Linked DNA regions of Homo sapiens: region 2 is linked to region 1. Evidence: read pairs that join two places in POLR2A ChIA-PET (ENCODE). Cell type or tissue: Caco-2. All regions are shown on one strand. Each heading gives the region's core, and the rest is flanking DNA. Links, peaks and the distances in the headings are about the cores only. Region 1 holds the start of LOC124904038 (a long non-coding RNA gene). Region 2 holds the start of OR4D2 (olfactory receptor family 4 subfamily D member 2).

Region 1 (5,000 bases), core at 1-5,000:
ACCTCTCCCCAGGGCAAGTCTGGATGCAAAGATGCTGATGGCACCCTCCTAGGACCCTGGTACCAGACACTGACCCCAGACACTTCTTGCTGACATTACACACCCTGGGCTCATAATATCCTGAAGTTCATTACATCCTGTTGTGTGAAAGAACTGAGGGTAATCATTCAGTCCTCACAGTGAGGGCTCCAAATTTCTGGTGAGGAGGGAGTATTGAGCTCCCTGGACAGGAAAGCAGGACACGAGGTGGGAACAGGTTTGTTAATAATTACTACTAACAACAGCTGCCATGTATTTATTTTGGACTTACCATGTGCCAGGAATTATGCATACTTTAACTCATCTCAGTCCTCAAAAAAACCCTGTAAGGTGGACAATTCAGTTCCATTTTATAGATGAGAAAACTGGGGCTCAGAAAAGTTAAGTAAGTTGCCTAAGAACTTATACACTGGAAGGGAAAGATGTAGGATTCAGATCATTGGCTTCATTCCACAGTTTATGCTCTTTATACCACAGCACATAGCCTCGATTTATTCTTTGAGTGAAGAAATGACTCTCCAACTGTAATACCCATGAATAATAAGAAAAGATGCATTGCTGCAAGCTCCTCTCCCTTCCGGATGGAAATCCCTACAAATCCCTGCTGCTCACTCGGATTCATCCAGGTTTCAAGTCCTTCTGAGTGGAGTTGAAGTCATCCTCCACGATGATGTACAGCAGTATAAACTTTATCATGTATAAAATGAATCTCTGTTGATCTTGGTAAAAATGTAGAATCTATTTCCTAACATCTTGGGTGAGACTTGAGATTTTGCATTTTTTTTTTCTTTTTCTTTTTTCTTTTTTGAGTTGGAATCTTGCTCTGTTGCCCAGGCTGGAGTGCAGTGGCGTGATCTCGGCTCACTGCAACCTCCGCCTCCCAGGTTCAAGCGGTTCTCCTGCCTCAACCTCCTGAGTAGCTGGGACCACATGCATGTGCCACCTCGCCAGGCTAATTTTTGTATTTTTAGTAGAGACGGGGTTTCACCATGTTGGCCAGGCTGGTCTCAAACTCTTGACCTCAGGTGATCTGTCCACCTCAGCCTCCCCAAGTGCTGGGATTATAGGCATGAGCCGCCTCGCCCAACTGAGATTTTACATTTCTAATAAGCAGGTTTTACCAATGCTGCTGGGTCGGGAATGTAGACAACCTTCTCCAGTGTTCCCATTCTGCTATCAGTAGTTTACTTGTCCAATTCCCACACTGGCCCTTTGTTCTTGAGAGCAGGAGCGGTGTCCTGTTCACTTTGGAATCCTCAGCGCTTAGTGCACTGCCTGGTATGGGGTGGTCAATGTCTATTTACTGAATAAACGGATGAGTGAACGAATGGACACGTGAGGCATGGGAAACTACCAAATCAGTATCCCAGATCTATCCAGAGATCCTAGCTGATGAGCTGGGAATGTCTGCTACATCAGGGTGGGCAAGGGGCTAGTCAGAGATGCCTAGCTGCAGGGCCGTACCATGATGGGGAAGCAGTTGTCTCCCTGGATACAGTACTCATCACACTGGGCTTTGGAGTACTCGCTACTCCCCAGCTCGGTGTCAGGGGCAAAGTCCAGGTCATGATCCACAATCTGACCCCACTGCATGAAGAGCAGGGACCTGTTTTGGTCCAGAACACCCTCCTCATTCAGATAGCCAACAATCTTGTTAGATACCTCCCGGGCCTACAGATGGAGAGAGAAGGGGAGGGCAGATTAGAGGAAAAAGTGCTTTGAGGATTCAGATGCAACTACAGCTTATTAACTACCTACCATGTTACAAGTGCACTTAATCCCTACAAGGAGTTTGTGAGGTGGGTGGCATTAGCCTATTCTGTAGAGGGGGAGATTGAATCCTGGACAGGTGAAGTCAGTTCTCCAAGGTCCTGCCGCTACAAAGGGACAGGGATGGGATTGAACCCAGATCCGTATGACTTGATGATTTGCCAAGCCGGTGCCCTTTCCACTAAGAGAGGGAAAACAAAGACAGGCTGCCTCTGAAATGCGAGCTACGGAGGTGCCAGGTGTCCAGGAATAGGAGAGGGGCTCTGGGTAGGGGCTGCCAGCTCGATAAGGCCAACAAATAGGACCTCCAGGCAAACAACAGCTGATGCACTCCAGGGGCGGGGGCTGGGGTAAGTGCGAGCGGGATGGGGCAGGGAGGCCATCTGCCCGGGAGACCCCAGGGTATCTGGCCTGCGGCGGCCAGAACGTGACCGCCACGTGGCCGGGCTCCGGGCTCCGAGCTCTGCTGCCCTCTAGCGGAAGGTGGGGGTCTGTGCAGATCTCCATCGCGCACCCCTGCTGCCCCCACCGATCCCTCCTCCTCCTTTCACTGCGTGTTTGGGTAGTGCATCCCGTCCCCTCTGGCTCCCATCCTTCACCCCGGCCCGGCCTGCCCTCACCAGCGGGAGAGGGAAGCCGTTGCGCGTCTTCCCCGGCGTCCAGCCGAAGGGCAGGGAGAGCCCGTCCTCGTACTCCGCGGGCAGCCAGCGCGCCAGAGCCCTGTTGGCGGCGCCCAGCGCAGGCTTCCTCCTGAAACCAGCACGATCCTCGCTGAGCTTCGGCAGGCCGGCTCCGGGGCTCCAAAGCCCAGGACCCCATGGGGGAAGGAGCCTCTGCTCGAGGCGGAGGGGACGCAGAGAAGGGGGCCTCTCAAATTTGGGGTCTCTGAACTGCGCCCACCCCCTGAAGGCGCGGGGCTCCCCCGCCCCGGGGAAAGGTGCCGCTTCCAGAGACACACAGTGGGCTGGAGGGAGAGGGCTGGAGACGCGCGATCTTGAGAAGGTGGGGAAGGTGGGAACGCCAGCCCAGGTGGGCAAGGCAGTGGCAGATCTGCCTAGAGTGCCCAAGGGACAAAGGCCTTGGCAGGGCGGGGCGGAGTGGCTGGAATGGTCGGCCCCCACACCCCAAGCCCCGCCACCTGTTATTGCAGTCTCCCGTAATGGTGCGGTAAGGGCTGCACGGGTCGCATCTCACCACGGGAGCAGGAGCACCACAGCCCACCTCCAGAGACAGTGAAGTCAAGTCCAGGCTGGGATCTGAAACAGAAGGGACCCCAAAGGGACTGAGTTCTTTCTCCATTCACAGGCACCCGTGGGAGGCAGGAAATGGAGACCAGAGGTGAACCTGCATGTTTTGGAATGCATTCCATTCTAAGTAAGCGTTTCTCAAGTGGTTTCTCAATTAATCTGACAGCACATTAAGGTAATACATTTTATTCCCATTTTACAGGGAAGAAAATGAGAACACAATGTTCAAGAGACTTGCCCAAGGCCACACAGAGTAACTGGGAATGTCCCCAGAATTGCTAGTAATTCCTGGTATACCAGGTCCAGATTCATTTGAATTGACAGATCTTTCTTTTAGAATGGAAATACCCCGGGAGGTTAAGCATATGTTAGTATGAGTTAGTGTGATAAGACTGCTTTCTTCTAAAGCTTCGTTCACATCTGAAGTACCAAGCAAGCAGGGACATAGCTAGGATAGAGGTTGGGAAGGGACAGGTAATTTTTCAGTGAGGGGCAAGGGTTGTGGGAGGAGTGACAGAGTAGGGGGGCTTTAGGCATCAGAGTGTTCAGTGTGGGCACAGAGTGGAGAGAGATGCCCACTTCTGAACGCATACCCTCATCCACCCTGGCGTCTGCAAGGGCAGGGAGGTGAGGGAATCTGGCTCATGGGGGCTTCTTCCGGGGGGCCATCTCTGAAAGGTGGCAGGATTTCAGCTCTCCGAACCTTTTGTATTTCAGAGGTCAAAGTGCTTCCTACTTCTTACCTTGTCCCAGTTTCCTTCTTTTGGAGCTTTGGAATTTGCCCAACTCCTGGGCCAGGTATCCCCCCTCACTTGATGTTTTCCCAGGGAGAACCTGCAGCCTTTTCCTCCTGTCAGGACCAAACCCCTTCCTCATGACCCTCTGTGGGCTGTGGCATTTGGTTGGGGGTGAGAGTGGAGGGGATGGAGGAGGCCATGACCAAGCCATCAGTTAAGTTCACTTACTGATAGCTCCATCTTACCCAGAACACGATGGAAATCTTAGCTCCTGTGACATTATCCCAAGTAAATCCCCCTGACACATGTGGCTTAAATGTCTCTTCTACTAGAGGAAGTGGTGACACTGTGGCTTAGGACAAGGAACCCATGTTTATTGACTTTAGCACTTCCTTTGGGCAGAGGCCTTACAGACGGTGTTATACAAAGAGCACCAATGTCCCCTCACTTGGAGTCGGCCATGTGAGCTTGCTAGGTCTCAGTTTCTTCCTCTGCAAAAACAGCATTGCCCTAGCTGTCCTCTAAGACCTTCCTTGCTCTGCCAGTCTCGTCTACGGGTCTAAGAAGGGAGAGACAGGAGTGTTCCTCTGAGTAGATAGCTCTCAACAGGAAGTGCAGCTTTGGGTGGCCTCTGCTTTCTCCTGTGGGGAGATGACCCCTTCCTGCCACAGAGGGCTGGTGGGTTTTCTGTACCTGTGACATTGGTCAAGGATGCCTTCTGCCTCAGTCTCTTTAAAGACTCCTCCCACACCTGTCCATTGCGGATGGCTGTGCGCGTCCGGCCTTTGGCATGCTTGAGGTATTCTGAGAGCTGTCGGCTGGTGGGAGTCTCAGAGCTCATGGCGGTCTTCAGCCTACAGTGGAGGGAGATGGGGATCATGGCCTGGACCCTGTAGGAAGGGGGCTGGGGGCCGCTGGAGGGGTGGGAGGGGTGTGTGTACAACATGGCCTCATAACCCAGCTGCTGCACTGTCCAATACAGTAGCCACTAACCACATGTGGCTATTTAAATTGAAACTCATTAAAATTAAAATTAAAAATTCAGTTCCTCAGCAGCACTAGGCACACCTCAAGTGCTCAATAGCCAGGTGTGGTTAGTGATGACTGTGTTGGACAGTGCAGATATAGAACATTTCATCATCCTAGAAAGTTATCTTGGACACTGCTAGCCTAAAGTGGGCTTAGAGCTGGACAGACACAGGGGTGG
Region 2 (8,601 bases), core at 1,813-6,812, 82 kb after region 1:
AAAACTCCAAAGTAGCAAAACAATATACTGTTTATGTAAAAAAAGTGATGAAACTATTTTATACAAGCAATGAAGTGATAAACATGAAATTCAACAGAGTGATTTCTTCTGGATAGGAATCAAGGTGAACACAATGGAGAGGACAATACAGGTGAAGGCAAGTTATTGGTAACTTCTGGTTCTTGAATCGAGTAGTGTATACATGAGCATTTATACATAATGACATAAGTTTCATAATGTGCATGCATTGCCCATGATCTTTTATTCAAAATTTGTATATTATATTAAAATGTAAATATAGAGAGAAAAAGCTTGAATACTCATAATAATTTCATATTTGAAAATAAAATACAATCATTTTTAAAAGCTTGGAAGATAACATATAGTTATATGATTTACTTGTTGTTTTATCACAAAATTTTTTTATTTGAATCTCATAACAAACATAGAATATTTTAGGGGCACATACTAATTTAAGCAAATTGGTGAGGGAGAAATCATGAGGCCAAGAAAAGCTGGGTGGCTTACTCGAAGTCATCAGTTTGGTCAATGATGGGTCAGGGCCTCTAATTTAGAGCTTAAGACTCCAAATTCTGTGCTGTTCCCAACAACCCAGACTCACACCAAAAGGAAATATTGGGAAGAGAGCTCAAAATACGGAAAATAGAAATGTTCGCACAGGGGAAATGCTGTCAACAGGAAACTGTCCACCAAGAAGGTGAAAAGGAAGGTGTGGTTTTCAGGGGCCATGTGAACAATTCTCATTGTTGCGAGTGTGTTAAAACTCTTTATCACAAACCTTAACCACCAAAGAGGATACTTTCTTTTTTCCTAAAACACGAAGTTGCTTAGTTTCAAAATTCATTCCCTGCTATGATGAACCTCAACACACTATGAAGAGAGCAAAGGTAGTAGCTCCCTCTCCACTTCACAAAGGGAAAACAAAGCCAAAGAGAAGAAACCTACCATTGTCACTCTCAAACCAGCCGGTGTCTCCCTAATCTTCTCACTGCTGCCTGCATGTCCTGGTTCCTCAGGGTATAGATCATGGGGTTGAGCATGGGGGTCATGACTGTGTGGCCGATGGACACAAGCTTGTCCATAGGGAATGGAGTGAAGGGCCGGGCATAGAGGTAAATGCTTGGAACGAAGATCATGGAAACCACGATGATGTGGGTGGTGCAGGTGGAAGCTGCCTTCCTTCTTGCCTCCCCTGGATGTGACCTCAGCATCACCAGGATGAATAAGTAGGACATCAGGAGGAGGAAGAACCAGACGACATCCAGCAGCCCACTGTTGGAGATCTTGAGGAACTCCAGCAGTGAGGTGTCAGTGCAGGCAAGTCTCAGTACTTGGGGAACATCACAGTAGAAGTTATCCAAAATGTTGGGGCCACAGAAGGGCAGTGGGAGCATCAGAGCCAGCTGGACAATAGAGTGGACAAAGCCTCCCACCCAGGTGGCTACCACCAGCCCCACCCAGAGCTGAGTGTTCATGACGGTGACATAGCGGAGGGGCCGGGAGATGGCAATGAGGCGGTCAAAGGCCATCACTGAGAGGAAGAAGACCATGGCACCTCCCAAAAAGTGGAAGAAGAAGATCTGACCCATGCAGCCCTGGTAAGAGATGGTTTTCTTCTCAGAGAGGAGGTCCACTAGCATTTTGGGAGCAGTGACTGAAGAGAAACAGAGGTCTAGGACAGCCAGGTTTCGGAGCAGAAAGTACATGGGTGTGTGGAGCTGGGAATCAGAGGTCACTGTGATGATGATAAGGATGTTTCCCATAACAGTGGTGATGTAGACAAACAGGAACATTAGAAACAGGAAACGCTGGAGCTCCCGAGTCTGCGAGAGCCCCAGGAAGACAAAGTCTGATACCCACGTGAGGTTCCCTGTTTCCATGGTGTTTTCTCCATACACCTGAAGAAAATGAACCACAGACACAGATACATGAAGTCACTACTTTCCCTTTCAGGGCTCAGGGGCTCAGAACCAAGGTTTTAGGCCCATATGATGAGCATCCTTATGTGTAGACCATTATACTAGGTGCTGTCTTGTCTCTGGATCGTTTACAAGTGGGTGCTGGAATATACATTCCTGAAATCTTAACGCCATCCAGAAGTATATACAACCTGCCTTTCAAAGATTCATATAGTGGTGGGAAGACACTTGGAGTCAGATACATCTGAAGTCAAATTTCAGGTCTTTCATTTCATTGTGATTTGACCATGAGTAACTTACTTAATCTTTCTGGGCCTCAGTTTTCACGGGAATTTGTAAGGTAGAAATAAAAATACCTGCTTTGTAGAATTTTCTGAGGACTTAAGTAGAATGATAGATATAAAGTTCCTAAAACAGTGTATGGAATAATCAATGGCAATTACTCACCTGTGTGAATTCTCTTAATCTAAAGATATCCTCTCTTCCACTCTGTAATAAGATTCTTTGCCAATTATTTTTCACATGACATTTAATACATCATCGTGTTAATGGATTTTCCTTGTCTATATTTTCCCTCCACAATTCAACTATTAAGTCCAAAGCCTATATCTGGATCTCACAATTTATTTGTGCCCTGCAGTACCCATTCTTAATGACAGTTAACTTAAAAAGCTCTTGGTGTTGACTGCTGCATGGGTGAATAGCTATCAGGTGCACAAGTTCAGCACAAGGAAGACACTGGATGCAGCTGGATGCCTGAGACATCCAGTAGTTCCCCTGCCCTCCACTGTGGGCGGCCCCTTATGAGTGAGGCATATGTGGTGGTGCTGAGACAAGAGGGAGAAAAGGGAGGGAGAGTCATTGGATTGAGAAATAGATGATGAATATTGTATGAAGGGGACTCAGAGAGCTTCTGAATGAAACAGGAATTTTACAAGATGTTACTGAATCCAAGGGTGGGAGACAAAGGAAGTTGTTGAAAGAAAACAAATAGAAATAGACAAAGGAATAAAGGGAGATGAAGGAATAGAGCAAGTGAAGGTAAAGGAAGTGGAAAAGTGCTGGGGAGGTGGAGAAAACGGGACTAAAGGGACAGAAGAAGATGGAGGAGCCGGGAGAGGTGGCTCACGCCTGTAGTCCCAGAAATTTGGGAGGCGGAGGCGGATGGATCACTTGAAGTCAGAAGTTTGAGACCAGCCTGGCCAACATGGTGAAACTCCGGATCTGTACTAAAAATACAAAAAAATTAGCCGGGCGTGGTGGCACACACCTGTAATCTCAGCTACTTGGGAGGCTGAGGCAGGAGAATCGCTTGAAGCTGGTTGGAGGCTGCAGTGAGTGGAGGTCATGCCACTGCACTCCAGCCTGGGTGACAGAGCGAGACTCTGTCTCAAAAAATCAAAAACAAAAAAAAAAGAAGAAGAAGATGGAGGGTGACAGGGGAGGGGGTCAGTGGTCTCCCCCCTCCCCCTGCCCTGTCTCAATCTCTCTTACCCTCTCTTACCTGGCCTATTGCAATCTATTATCTACAATATTATAGGTCATTCTAATCTTATTCTGCTCCTTCAGTTTACTTCCACTCCAGGACACCTTCTTTTTTTTTTTTTTTTTTTTTTTGTGACGGAGTCTCGCTGTCGCCCAGGCTGGAGTGGCGCGATCTCGGCTCACTCACTGCAAGCTCCGCCTCCCGGGTTCACGCCATTCTTTTACCTCAGCCTCCCGCGTAGCTGGAACTACAGGCGCCCACCACCTCGCCCGGCTAATTTTTTTTGTAACACGGTTTCACTGTGTTAGCAGGATGGTCTCGATCTCCTGACCTCGTGATCCGCCCGCTTCCGCCTCCCAAAGTGCTGGGATTACAGGCATGAGCCACCGCGCCTGGCCTCACTCCAGGACACCTTCTACACAGCTGTCCATGAGACCCCTCTGACTCAGATGTGATCATATTCCTCATTGTTATAATATTTGATTTGCTCACAGCTTAAAACTCAAACTCTCAGAAGCCACCTAAAATGCTCTGTGGATAAACTGAGGGTGGAAAAACATACCTACATACGTGCATGCAACTCTCTCTCAGCATTTCATACAAGACTATAAAAAATAGCCTCCCTATACCTTTCTAATCAGTATCACTGTCACCTGGGAACTGATTGCTGTTCAAAGAACTCATAGCTTCCATGTAGGCAGTATATTTCATTATTTTCATATCTTTGGTAATAAATCCTGTTTCCTGAAATGCCTTTTGCTACCTTCTCAACCTAGAGGCGATAAGAGAAATATCACTTTCCCTTTGACTCCTCCCCCCATTTCTCTCATGCAGAATTAATTCCTTATTTCTCTGTGTTCCAATAGCATTTGATAAATACCTCCATTATAGCATTTATCATTTTTTCTATTGCTTCTCTTAACTAGATTGTAAATTCAATAACTTAGTAAGCCCAGAGTCTATGACAGCATCTCTGATTTAGCACTTGCTCAGAAATGTTTGCCAACTTAATATATTAGCAGGTAAATGTGACTTTGTTTTATGTGACAATGTCGAGAATCTTGTGATTTTCCTCACCGTTGATGTCCTTTGCTGTGAGCATCCTCCCTCTAAGTCTCATAGGGCGAATTCTGTGCTTTGTTGTTTTCCTATGTAATCGGAGGCATCCGTTTTCAACATCACATTCCCCTTGCAGTTTTTCTTGAGTCTCTGCTCATCCTTTAGACTTACTATCGTCAGGTCTATGTCACTTGCTTATTACTCCCACCCTCTAGCAGGTGTTGCAAGATCTTTCTTACAGCTGATCTCTGTGCAGCTGAGGAAACACTGGTCTCTCACCTCCCTTTAGCCCAGAATGGGGCTTCAGTGTACATCTTCTTGGAGATCCTTTGCTTCAGCCTCACAGTTTCTTAGCTCCTGCCCTTACTTCATGAATAATACCATGGGTGAGACCCCAGGGGAAGGGGGAATATCCTTTGGGAGAAACTATTGGACAGGGCTCAGGAAGCTGAGCTGGGCTGATTATCACTGGGGCCAAGGGAGCAATGGGAGTTGTTAAAAAGTTTCTAAATGTCTCAAAAGCACACACTCTTTGAGAGGTCTTCCTTGGGGGGCCCAAAGTACCAAGCACATTGAAAATTTTAGAGATTTGAGGAATGGGTAATATTCAGGCCAAGATCCAAAAGGACAAGAGGGTCTTCAAAAAAAAGGAGACTCTGAGAGTTTTAGGAGAATTTCTTTCTTAGACCAGTGACACCTACCCTTGAGAGAATTACCTGAAGGCCTTGTTAAAAGGCAGACTTCTGTTCCCAGCCCAGAATTTCTCATTCAGTACATCAATGGTAAGACCAAGAATTTGCATTTGTAGCAAGTTCTCAGATAATGCTGATGCACCTGTTCCAGGGACCAGACATTGAGAACCAACGACTTGCTCTTCAGCACAATGGATAGTTCTCTTTCATGGTGTTGTCAAGGTAACTGGTTTGATTTCTTCTCCTTTTAAACTGAATTGATCTTTACATAGGCAACGTCATGGATGGGAAAATGTCTGCATACTAAAATGAAAACTTAATTACCCCATAAATCTTGTTCTTCATCTTGTCAACCAATACCCCCACAGTTGATTCACTACCCATATCAATTATACTCACACCATCTACAAAGTGCTAGCATTATTTACATGTCAATTATTACTCCCTTTAATACAAGGATTGGCACAAGAAGCCCATATATTTTCTAATTATGAGGAACTGATTAAAAATTGGAATTAACCAACACTGTAAGCTTGATGTGCTGTAAAATCTGTGTGATTTCTCACAGCTCTCTGATCCACGTGAGGTTCTCAGGTTGGTCTGAGTTCTTTCATTGCGAATGTTTATACTTGGCAAAATAAAGACTCTGCCTCTGGGGATAAGAACACGAAGTGACGTTCTTTCACATACAAGAGATGTCAATTTAAAAAAAACACAAATTCTTCCCATTATTTGGAGCTTTAGTCTACTTTAAAATTGAGCCACTCAGGAAAGTAGTCTAGATTGATGGTGGGGATGGGCACAGGCCTTGTTAATGTTATTGACTCTCAGATGGGTGATTTTGAATTACCTGGATTAATTCTTTATGATTCCGATTTAGCTTTCAGTAATAGAGACCTGGTAGGTTCCAGTTTATATATTTCCCCTGTCAAAAGTACAGGTAGGTCGTAAAATGTCCATCAAAGCTCATCTTTACTGCAACCACTAGCCAGTATAATGGTTGCCAGTGTATGAATGGCCTGGATGGAGTAATTATGCTAAAGACTCAGTCATGGAAAATTGAGCTGAGAAAATTATTTCTATATGTATCACATTTCTAAGAAAATAAATGTTTGTCAGACTTAGCTACTATTATAATGTCAAGCCACTAAACGGATACAGGACACGTGTAGAGGAAATATCATGTAAATTCTCATGCAGGAAGCCCAGCATCATTGATAATTAATCATTCTCCCTTTGTGATGGTCTGTGTTATGTGTCAACTTGACTAGGCTATAGTTTCCAGTTATTCAATCAAACTCTAATCTAGGTGTTGCTGTGAAGGTATTTTGTAGATAAAATTGATGTCTATAATCAGTTGACTTTAAGTAAAGGAGGTTATCCTAGATCATCTGGGTGTGCCTGATTCAATCAGTTGAAAGAACTAAAGAGAAGAACTGAGGTTTCCCTGAAGGAGGAAAATTCTGCATGTAGACAGCAACTTCAGCTGATGGCCTGCCCTGCAGATTACGTACTTGCCTAGCCAGCTTCACAATCATGTAAGCCAAGTCCTTGCAATAAATACCTTTATCTCTCTCTCTCTCTCTCTCTCTCTCTCTCCTCTCTCTCTCTCTCAGAGAACATAGCCTCAGTAAGAGATGTCTTAAAGGCATAAATTCTCATAAATATAGCCATATTCATTTTAATGGGGGCATATTCAACAAATTCAATTAAGCACCTGGTGTTGTGGATTAACCATGTGTAAGATAAATCTGGAAGAAATTTTACTTATATTCCTTCCCTTTGTGTCAGTGTTGTAGATTATAAGCAGCTTTTCTGTGCTGTATATTACCTTTAGAACTGATATTCTGAATCATATAAAAGTAAGATTTTTATAAACTAAAAAGTGGCCCAAGACAACTTTTAAAAAATTAAATGAATAAATGACTTCTGGTTATAAGAAAACAAAGGTTTTTATTTTTCTCTTCCTCACTGGCAACAGAAATTCCACTTTCAATAAAATTAAGACATGTTTACAACTCAGATGACAACAAAACCCAAAATGAACCATGAAGGACTATCAAGTACTGTGAAGAGAGAGAGGCTTCTGCCCACAACAACTCCTGGACAATGCTGGCAGAGTTGGCTCCTAAGTAGGTGGTATATAATGAAGATAAAACAACCACCTTTGTGTGGATGGACCAGATCCGGGCACACAGGCTGGCTGCAAGAGCTTCCTTAAGTGATATTAAACACCAAAAAGGGATTGAGAGGCTGGGCTTATGCCACATTTATAACTGCACTATCCAGTAAGATAGAGAAACTGTGGGCTATGGGCACCCCTGCAGCTGCTGATCTTTACCAGCTGAAGAGATAGACTAAATTTACACGCACGCACACACACACACACACACACACACACAAACACACAAATGCCTCTATCATTCAGTGTTCAGTGCTGCACTGTGAGCCCAGGACAATTAACCCAGAGCACTCCCTGGCCTGTCTTCACTACCATCACCACCACTTTTTATTTTAACACATAACTAGTTAAACAAATTGCTTCTTTAAGAATGTGTAATAATTAAAAAGCAACTTGCAGAGTCTATAAAAAATAGGTCAAAAAGGAGGAAAGAAGGCAGGTGAAGAGCACAGAACAGAATAGAGAAGAAAATTTTTATTGAAAAGTTTTTCAAGAATGTAGATAACTCAGAAAAAAATGAATCAAACTTCTATCTATTAAGAGCTCAGCAGAATAATTAAATCTTAAGAATTGAATGATAATATGAAAACAGAGATGGAAAACGTAACTGGCAGAGATCAGGAAAAAAGAATAGGAAGAAAATAAAATCATCACAAAAAAATGGAAACAGTGAAAATGAGAATAGTCACTGCTTAAAATACAGTAAGATATCTGAAAGGCAGGCTTAAGAGAACTAAACACAATGAAATGGAAAAGAGCAAAAGTTTAAAAGGATGAGTAAGAAGTGTGTGTGTATGTTTGTACATGAAATATAGACAAAGAATATCAGTTTAATTAATACTTGGATGTCCTTGAAGAAGACATATAAATAATTGGAGCAAAAAATATCCAAAGATGTAATTCAAGAAAATGTTCCTGAAAATGAAATAAATGGAATCAATAGATTGAAAAGGCAGATTGTGTGCCAGGAAATGTGATAAATGTCAACAGATGCTACAACAGAACTGAATAAAGTTACAGAATTCCAAAGATAAAGAAAGAATCCTAAAAGCTGCCATGGAAAAAGATGAATCCATCTATAAGAAGAAGGCTGGCTTCAAACTTCTCAATAGCCCTAGAAAACGGAAGAACATCTACAAAGACCTAAGAAAAATAAAAAGTATTATCCAAAGATGCTTATTCAGTGAAATTGTCATTTATATATAAAAACAACAGATAAATTGTTTCAAATATTTAATTCAG

Evidence for each region. Peaks named below come from ENCODE experiments on the same cell type or tissue, not always from the same donor. Only the 100,000 strongest peaks of a DNase experiment are listed, where the experiment ranks them.
Region 2: POLR2A ChIA-PET joins it to region 1 with 13 read pairs; 3 of 35 experiments call an interaction of 5 or more read pairs at or near these places.

Annotation. Positions count from the first base shown.
Region 1 is chr17:58,247,125-58,252,124 of GRCh38, reverse strand. It overlaps LPO (lactoperoxidase), which reads right to left. Exons shown (of 13, transcript NM_006151.3): 4 at 4,487-4,647; 5 at 2,948-3,065; 6 at 2,430-2,559; 7 at 1,504-1,710. It overlaps LOC124904038 (a long non-coding RNA gene), which reads left to right and starts at 3,041. Exons shown (of 3, transcript XR_007065862.1): 1 at 3,041-3,183. RefSeq lists enhancers at 2,576-2,645, 2,776-3,341. In Caco-2, for the core only: CTCF peaks have their summits at 2,282 (motif pointing left), 3,313 and 3,512; DNase peaks (open chromatin) are centred at 2,284 and 2,496; H3K4me3 peaks cover 578 bases.
Region 2 is chr17:58,162,956-58,171,556 of GRCh38, reverse strand. It overlaps OR4D2 (olfactory receptor family 4 subfamily D member 2), which reads right to left and starts at 4,575. Exons shown (of 2, transcript NM_001004707.4): 1 at 4,504-4,575; 2 at 441-1,919. The coding sequence starts at 1,901. The coding sequence ends at 978. In Caco-2, for the core only: no CTCF peak of the experiment used is centred there; no DNase peak of the experiment used is centred there.